2 separate regions of the Homo sapiens genome follow, and region 1 is linked to region 2. Evidence: read pairs that join two places in POLR2A ChIA-PET (ENCODE). Cell type or tissue: PC-3. All regions are shown on one strand. Links, peaks and the distances in the headings refer to the core of each region. The heading gives the core; the rest is flanking DNA. Region 1 overlaps SEMA3C (semaphorin 3C). Region 2 overlaps SEMA3C (semaphorin 3C).

Region 1 (4,409 bases), core at 252-4,251, 50 kb before region 2:
AGTCAGTGCTTAGATGGATAACAGTAGAAAAAAATTATTATACACTCTCCTCATTTCATTATGCAAATTTATCAGGATGTATCTCCATAAATTCACTATACCTTGCACTGTCTTTTAAAACAAAAGATTCAGATGTTCTTTTTCATGGATATCATTCATTGCATTAAAAAAATGGCACCGAGACACACTCAATTTTTTCTTTCATAAACATCTTTTATATAAGGAGGTTGTAAAAAATAACTTATTTTAAATAAAAAAACTATCACTTTGCTATAATAAAGAACTATCACTTTGGTTTTAGTTCCATTACTGTTAAAAAAAAAAAAAAAAAGAACGAGCATTGGGAAATAGAGCTGTGAGCTTTGGGCAGATTCCAGCACTTTTTTGCCTTCTGCATTTTCATTTATATATTACTGAAGACCTCTGTTGTTAAGGAAAACACATTTAAAGGCAAGGAACAGAAAGGTAAGATGTTCTGTAGCTCAGAGTATGAGTTAGCAAGAAGGGCACATGGAAGGTAGAACTAAGTGCTGAGCCATGTGCTATTTTAGGGTAGCACTAGCCATGAAACAATTTGCTGAGCTGTAAAAGATGGCAAGTATGTTCCACGTTTTAAATTGCAGGCTTTTCAGAAACAATCATTTCAACCCATCCTCCTTATCCAATGAGAATGAGCTGTCTTTAAGCTCTCAATAGGGATATGTTACTTCTGTAAAATGCTTTTTACTTTTCAAATAATTCCCTTATTATTTAATTTATTATAGAATGCCTATGAAGTAAATTGGCATGGAGGCTAAAGCTCTTGGTTAAGGTTCTACAGCTTAATGGTGGCATTGACAAGACTAGAAGACAAAATGGTATAAGAAGAGAAAAATTAATTATGAGCAGTGCTTGTATAGAATCAGAGATACCCTGCAAATGTATGTTACAAAATCTGCAGAAATGCAAGGCTATTAATATGAGTATTAACAACTTGCTTCATGATATTTCTTCTCCAAGTATGTACAACACTGTAGCTTTAACATACCTTACATTTTTAATTAACTGCTGATTTTCAGCAGTAATTTGAGGATCATTATATATCAGGCTTTAAATCTGTTCAACACCATATTTTAAGTGCCTCTCAATTCTCTTTGCGAAGATTGAGGCAATACATAAATAAGAATAATTTATATTTTCATTTATCTCTAATTCATGCAAATTAATGAACATACTAGTCTTGTCTTTCCTTCCCCAAGTTACTGCTCTTGTAATCAAGAGCTCGTTTGATGTGCTATGTACATCAGGATTCCATATTCCCCTTAGTCAATCCCTAGAATATTCCACTCTGCTCATTTATGTATTGCCTTAGAGTGAAAAATCCATTAAAGTAATCTTATGTTCTGGTTTGAACTGATGCCACTGAAAATGCTAAATATTCTTGCCTTACTCAACTTTAACGCTTGCTAGCATTTAAGATTCTTGATAATAAAAGTATAAAACATTCTACCTAATTAATTTCTAAATTACTACCTTAGTACAACTATTTTCTGATAAAAATGATCAGGTACCAGACTTTGAATTTTGAATACAAGATTGCTCTTATATTTAACCTTATTTGTAATATAATGGCTAATGTAAAGTCTCTAGTCTATATGGAATAGATAAACTCAGGGAGTTACAGCAATGTAATTTTACAGAAGATTTCTGTTCCTCAGAGAAGGGAGACAGAATGTTGATCCAGCAGAAAGAAAACCTTAACTCTATGTAGAATTAATAGCTCTGAAGAAGCAACTTCTAAATTATTTTAGGAAAAACTTATTTCCTTATAGATTTTGACTTTCTACAGATAGAATTAATTATGGAGAGAGGATATATATCTGAGTAAAAATAAATGCAGAACTCTCTCACACACACACATACACACACTCACATCGTCTATGAGTAAAATTACATTATATTTGAATACCGTTTTAGTCTTTCCTAAGTGTATACTCTCTTGTATATTCATATAACAAAAACTGTTCAGTCAGAAAAAAGCTGTTGTATTCCTGGTATCATTTTAAATGCATTATTTATATGTTTTCTTATTTTAAATTTATGAATAACCACAGATTTGTAATTATATAATTGGATCATTAGTTTGGTGAACACTTTATTACTTAAAACATTATTGTAACACTTATATAGTGACAGCTTTTAGTGCAAGCAAGCTGAGGACCAGGACAAGAAACTCTGGTGACTTGTGAATTTGAGCCCTGTCTCCCTCCCATTTTTCTGACAGCTGGTGATAGTGAGAACAAAATGAGTTGTTGAATAGCAACCCGCAAAAAGGAAGTAATCCATCCCTAGCACAGATAACGGGGATGTAAAGGGAGTCAATGGGGCACATAATATGTAAAGCATCAATAAGATAAGTACCTAAATTTGCTCTCTACGCCTGCTTTTCTTTTTTTCCAGCCAGCGAAGTCTTGCAACCCAAGTTGCTAGTGTTACTATAGTTAGCGTCAGTTGCCAAAGAGCGAGCAGAATCTCAATTATAGCATATGAAATGTAGTCTTTAATTATGTGCTTCAGTTTTCCAAAATCCTCATTTCACAAAAGTTAAATTAGAAAAGACCTTTTCTCTTTTGTAAATAGACATAACTTTGTACAAACTGTGTGAAGTACACCAAGCTGGCACTTCATTCATCGCTGAAATTTGATAGTGAACACAACGGGTCTGAAGATTTTAAGACAGCAGTAACAAAATTAGAAACTGAGAGTAAGGGGAGTTGAACGTCCTAGTATTCTTGCTTGACCTTCCTTGTAATTGAGTCAAGTAGAAATAATATATGTGATCACAGTTTATTTTAAATGATACAGACTATTACATGTGAAAAGACAATTCCAATGCAACTATAATTCTTAAGACAGGGATCTCTTGTTTAATGGAATTAGTGAGTAGTAGCAAAGTGGTTATAAAATTGGCTTGTATAAATATTATACAAATGATATTTTTCTATTGAATTTCGTTACATAATTAGAGTCCATGTGTAAACAAACTATTCAACAGCCTGAATTGAACAACTTTTAATAAAGAAACTTAACAGGATGATAAGGCATGCAGAAGTTTAGATATGGTATGGTGGATACGTTGGAGCCTTTTAAATAACATGTCTGCCCTTGTAGATAGATGTACGCTAGTTATCATAACTCAAGCAGAAGAAAAACCTTATGACTTAAATTACCCCTTGATTTGAAAAGAATTATCGAATAATTTAATTTGTGTCAGTTGCCAGTCAGAGCCCTAAGTATTCTCTAAACAGTCTAGTTCTGTATTCACAACTAAACATTATTACATACTAATGATGCAGTTAATAGGAAGAGATTGGAGTCTCATTGCCATTATATAGGAATCTGACATTAAATAGAACCACCCTTATAGATTGTTTATAAAAACAATCTTTCTGGCATCAAAAGCCTCCAACTTTGTTGGTCCATCCAGCCAGATTGTCGCTCCATAAATTCAGGCTCAAGGGCTTTTTCCTTTCTCCTGAACAGTAATGCTCAAAACATTCCAAGAGACCAGAACATTAAGCAGGAATAAAACAATGAGTGTATTATCATCACCAAAAGAGCATTTTGAATTTTATTAGAAGAAACCAATTAAGATGTTATTTTCAAGCAGAGGGCTTGGCATGGCTTCAGAAAGTTACTTTCCGGAGTCGGGCAGGGGTTTAGCTGGCACAGAGAGCGGATCTTTAGCTTAGAGTTTTGACAGCTTTAATGCACATGCAACTGGAATTTTTTTTCTTTAAGCTGATTCTTTTAAAAGCCATGCTTCCTGCCACTGTTTCACATAATTGCATCAATTCCATTTTCCATTAGTAGTCAAAACCTGCTGATGTGACTGGAGTTTTAAAACTTTTGTGTAAAAATCTAATTATGTACATTTTTTCAGAGGAAACTGATAATGAATATGAACTATGCAGCTGTATTTTCTATTTTGATATCTAAAGTACAGTAAGCAAAGGGTTCTATATGCTAGTATTATAACCTTTGGTTATTCATTTAATTATATTGACAACAGTGGTATAATCAATTTTCTATGATAGAAGAAAAAGCATTCAGTAAGCTTTACTTTGTGGAAGAAAAAGCAGCCCCTACCGCTTGGCTACAGAATAATGAAATATTCTGGTTTTAGGTGAAAGGAAATGCTTGCCTCTCCCCTTATATCTATAGTATTCCTTTTATAATGTTTTTATTTTCAACAGCTTGTCTGCATAGAATATTTTATAATGATCTACACTGGTATATTTCTTCTGACATCTACCTTCTACTCTTCTGATAATGTATTCAACACTTTTAATACGCATAATTATATGTAGACATTTCAGATACTACACTAGAGACTTATAAAATATACTATCTAGCAATTGATCTCTTGT
Region 2 (4,409 bases), core at 170-4,169:
TGAGGGAACAGGATGGCAAAGGAATGTTCATATTGGTATGTTCTCATTTTCTCATGTTTGATCAACTGGATAAAGGCCTTTGTTAATTAAGTGAAAATCCATATTATTTCTTTCAATATGCCTTTGATTTAAAGTCACACATAAACTATGTCAACATTACTGGCACTCAATAAACAAACATGAGTTAAAGAAGAATTGTTGAAAGTATGCTTCGAAGGTAACTACAGAAGAAAAGCACTCACCAAGCAGTAGGTCTCCCCAAACAGAATTTTTCAAACCCCACACCTGTCTTTATGGTATCCTATGAAAAGGACCTCATGAGCAAACAGATGTTTGTGTGGGTGGCCTCGTCTTCGCTGTTCATGCCTTTTGATTGAATGCACTTATCCGTTCTGTTTCTGTCACTGCTAGAAGAGTAATGACCATGGGCCCTTGACCTTGGCAGTTTGGGATCTCAAACCTCAACTCTGAATTTTTACCCATTAAGCTTAGATCTTGCTCTCTGATTGAGATCACTTTAACTCTATCAAATGGAAACAGGATAATGTCTCTGTAATACTCAGCTTGGTGAGCAGAGCTCAGGCTATAGTTTTTACTATGTTAAGTCAGTTTTCTCTACCACATTGCCGCTGTGTTTTAAGGGGTGCAGTTGGATCTATTGTATGTCCAGAGCCACATGTTAATGGAAATATGATGGTGCTGCACTGTGAAAGGAGACATGATAGACATGGTAATGTGTCTTGAGGAAGAAATAAAAGTATCATCAAAATATTAAGGCAGAAATTCAAAAATAGTTGGCCATTAGGAGAAGGTTTATAATCTTTTATTAAAAATATTTTTATGATTATAAATTTATACCATTAAACCATGGTCATAGTTTACTTATAGTCATAGGTATAGTTTACTTTAATCATAAAAACTAACCAATAGTTCATTTATTCTTGGAAATAGTATTATTGCTGAATAAGTAGGATAAAAACACTAGTCTATACGTATTTGCTAAGCATACATATTACTAAAAGGATTATTTTAGAAGAACTAAGATATTTGAATAAAAGCTAAGTGGTCGTTCTATAGTCTTTTATATTTTATGCCTATTATTAATTAGAATATTGTTTCCCAAGTTTAAATGAGTTTATAGCACACAGATGAGACATTTTTGAAACCCGATTATTTTAAAAAAAAAAATAGTGTCTAGCAGACTTACAAAGGGACTCCTAAACCAAAACACATGTGAAAGGTGTTAGAGATTGCTAAATTTCAGTTCAGTTCAGAAACATTTTCTGTGCCAGCCAGCCAGCCAGCCACTGAGCTGTCATCACCAAATAAGGCCTCGTGGCTTGCCTCAGAGAGGAGCTTACCATGCAGTGGACTCAAAAGACAGCTAAATGGAGGCTGTCAGCAGACTGTGGCAACAGGAGGGTGCTAAGTTTGAAAATGTGTGCCGCCAAACTATTGTTAATATAGAATACACATACAGAAATCAGCTAAACTTTGCGTTTGACTTAAATCTTTTCTTTTTGTTTTCAACATATGGAATTCAGTTTATGCAGTTGTCTCGAAGTGATTAAGAGAACTAGTTGCTGTCCTGACTTAGAGAGGCTCTTCTGAGCATTTGTGAGCTTACTGGATCACCTGACACTTGGTAGAAATCTTTAGGATGAACTTGAAAATGATAGAGCAGAACAGGTATCCTCTCTAGGGAGCTCATCGGGTACTTTTTCAATACAACCACAAGCTGTAAGACAGGCATAACAAAACTTGATAATATACTTGTTCTAAACAGAAGGAAATGATTTCTACATCTAAAGGCATTAAGGAAAACAAAAAGTTATATAAATATGTATGTATGCATAAACATATAACTAGGATAAACCATTACAGTGGCTCATCTCTATAGGAAAAATAAATATGCTTCTTTGCACCTACACACACACAAACACACATACACACACACACCGTTCTTTTTTTTCTTGAGTTTTCACCACTTTATTTTTTTTTGGATTTATGGTCTAAGAACTAAGGTATGATGAATGCCTGTTTCACGAGGGAGTTTCAAAGGTTTCAAACGATAGGAAAAGATCAAGGAAAGAAAAGAAAAGCCTGAAAAGTTGAAAACTCTTGTAAAGTCTGAGTGTTATAATAAAGAGGACAAATGATGCACCTCTAACCGAGGGGCCCAAACTTTATCCTTTTTAAGATACCATTCTGTTCTACACATCTTGGGTTCAGTTATTCATATGGAGAATTACCTCGAATTCATACTTGCTCTATTTAAAGTGGGAACTAGTCTGGGCCAAAGTACATTTGCTGTAATTAAACACTCCAAGGTCACAAAGGAGGATGTGAAAAGCATGGCCTCTAATATGTATGCATTTTGAATGACTCAACCTGATATAACTCAAGCTTTTTGTTTCTGTTTATCTTAGGTATTTTAAAAATAGCCTTTTCATTTTGTGCACTCTCATTTGAGCATGTGTGATTTGTAAACACACAAAACTAATGCCTATTATTTATTTAATAATTTCCTCATCTTTAAAAATAGGAACTGGAATTCCTCCTCAAAATGTCTGTGGTTTTACAAATTTACAACCTAAAACTCTAATCTCAAACTATCTTAAGAGCAGTACTCTAGCTTATTGTAAATTATTCACAGTTTTTTTCAGTTTGGAATATATCTGGACATCTGTATAACTAAACATTTTCCTCTGGGATCTGGTATCTGGTCATCAGTTAAACCAAATGGAAGCCATACAGGCAAACATATTTGGTCTGTCATGATGTATATCAGTGCTTCTCAAACCTGCTTGAACCTCAGTATCATACGGGAGATTTTTTAAAGTATGCATTTTGAGCCGCACCCAAAGAAACTGTGATCTAGTAGTTTAGAGTACCTGTTTTTGTAAAACTCACCTGAAAGCCTTCCTCCTTATACAAATAACTAGGAGTATAAGCCATCTTGGATAGCAAATACCTAATATTTATTTTCAATATGTCAATGCTAGAAGTGTGATTGAGTCTTTTAGACACATAAAAATATTAAGGTAAATTTTAAGCCATATCATAACATAACAGGATTCCCCATATTATAATCTGATATCTGAATATTATAGAAGTTTTGGTATGGAAAAAAAAGGTCTATTTGAATGAGTTTTCCACTTTATGAACATAGAATATATTTGCCTATATTTAGAAACATCACATACAATAACAAAACATTAATAAGCATGACATGCAACTAAGACACTGTAAGTCTTTTTAGCAAAATTTTGAGCTAGTAAAAATTCTTGGTTTGTTTAGTTAGCAAAGAATATTTAGCTCTTTTACAAATTCTTCATACCAATTCTAACTTGTAACTAATATGATCAAACTATTTTCCCCAATATTACTCTCCTTTTATCAAGGGTCTAGAGAAATGAAATAGCTGACTGTGCTACCTAGAAAATAAGTTTTGATCGATTTAAATGCTTATAAAGATATTCTATTAATTTTTTACAAAGTATTTTTGAATGGGGAGAGACCCCTTTGTAGCACTTTATGGCTACTAATTAAAACAAAATCCTGATAAGCAATTTTCAAAAATTAACATATCTGAAGCAAATATTTTGTCTAATGATAAGCAATTCTGAGATGTCCTGGCTGAATTAGCAGTGAATCATATAATTTATACATTGGATTTTGTTTTTTCTCGTTTTTGTAATTTCTTGCCTTTTTAAAACTTTATTTTAACTGCTAAATTCTTACACAGTATTAATTTGGGGAGGTTTAAGAATATGTGGCATATGAGCACATCCTGAAAATTCAAATTTCCTTCATTAAAGGGCCCGTGTCACTGATGCCAAAACCTGCATGAGAGTGTTTATGTGCTCTTCTTGGGAAAATTGTGCAAATCATGAATTTGACCCTGTTAAGGAACACATATACACATATAACAAGGCAAATAAAACACATTTAATTCGGGAATTAATGAAAGGCAAAGGTGGAGGTCATGAGACACTTTTAAAAAATAGATATTGGTGATGAAATTTGTGAGGTTAGGACCGTAGTGACTGGTCCTCCCATTATGCAGTCGCATGTGGTTGTTAGAATGAAATAAGAGGGAGGAAGAAGGGAGGAAGGGGAGGATGGGGATAATGTTGATTTTCACTTCAAGGTTAATCCTGAGAACTGTAATTTTCATTCCAAATCATGGGGGAGGCAAATGGAATGTCCATTTAGGATGATAGCACCTTGAATTTCAGCCATACTTGGTGGCACAGGGGGCAGAATCTACCCTTGTTCTCCCAAGTCAGGACCTTTAGGCCCAGATTTAAGATTAGGTCCAGTTTCTTTTCAGCCTAGCTCATCAGCAGCAGAGATGTTTGTAGTGGATGAGTTTTATCTAGGAGCAGAAGTGTTGGTAAGATAAT

What was found. Peaks named below come from ENCODE experiments on the same cell type or tissue, not always from the same donor. Only the 100,000 strongest peaks of a DNase experiment are listed, where the experiment ranks them.
Region 1: POLR2A ChIA-PET joins it to region 2 with 5 read pairs; 10 of 35 experiments call an interaction of 5 or more read pairs at or near these places.

The regions. Positions count from the first base shown.
Region 1 is chr7:80,906,577-80,910,985 of GRCh38, reverse strand. The region is part of intron 2 of SEMA3C (semaphorin 3C); the gene reads left to right. Among named protein-coding and RNA genes, the nearest start is that of SEMA3C, 10 kb to the left of the region's middle. In PC-3, for the core only: no CTCF peak of the experiment used is centred there; no DNase peak of the experiment used is centred there.
Region 2 is chr7:80,856,697-80,861,105 of GRCh38, reverse strand. All of the region lies in intron 2 of SEMA3C (semaphorin 3C), which reads left to right. Among named protein-coding and RNA genes, the nearest start is that of SEMA3C, 60 kb to the left of the region's middle. In PC-3, for the core only: no CTCF peak of the experiment used is centred there; no DNase peak of the experiment used is centred there; H3K27ac peaks cover 448 bases.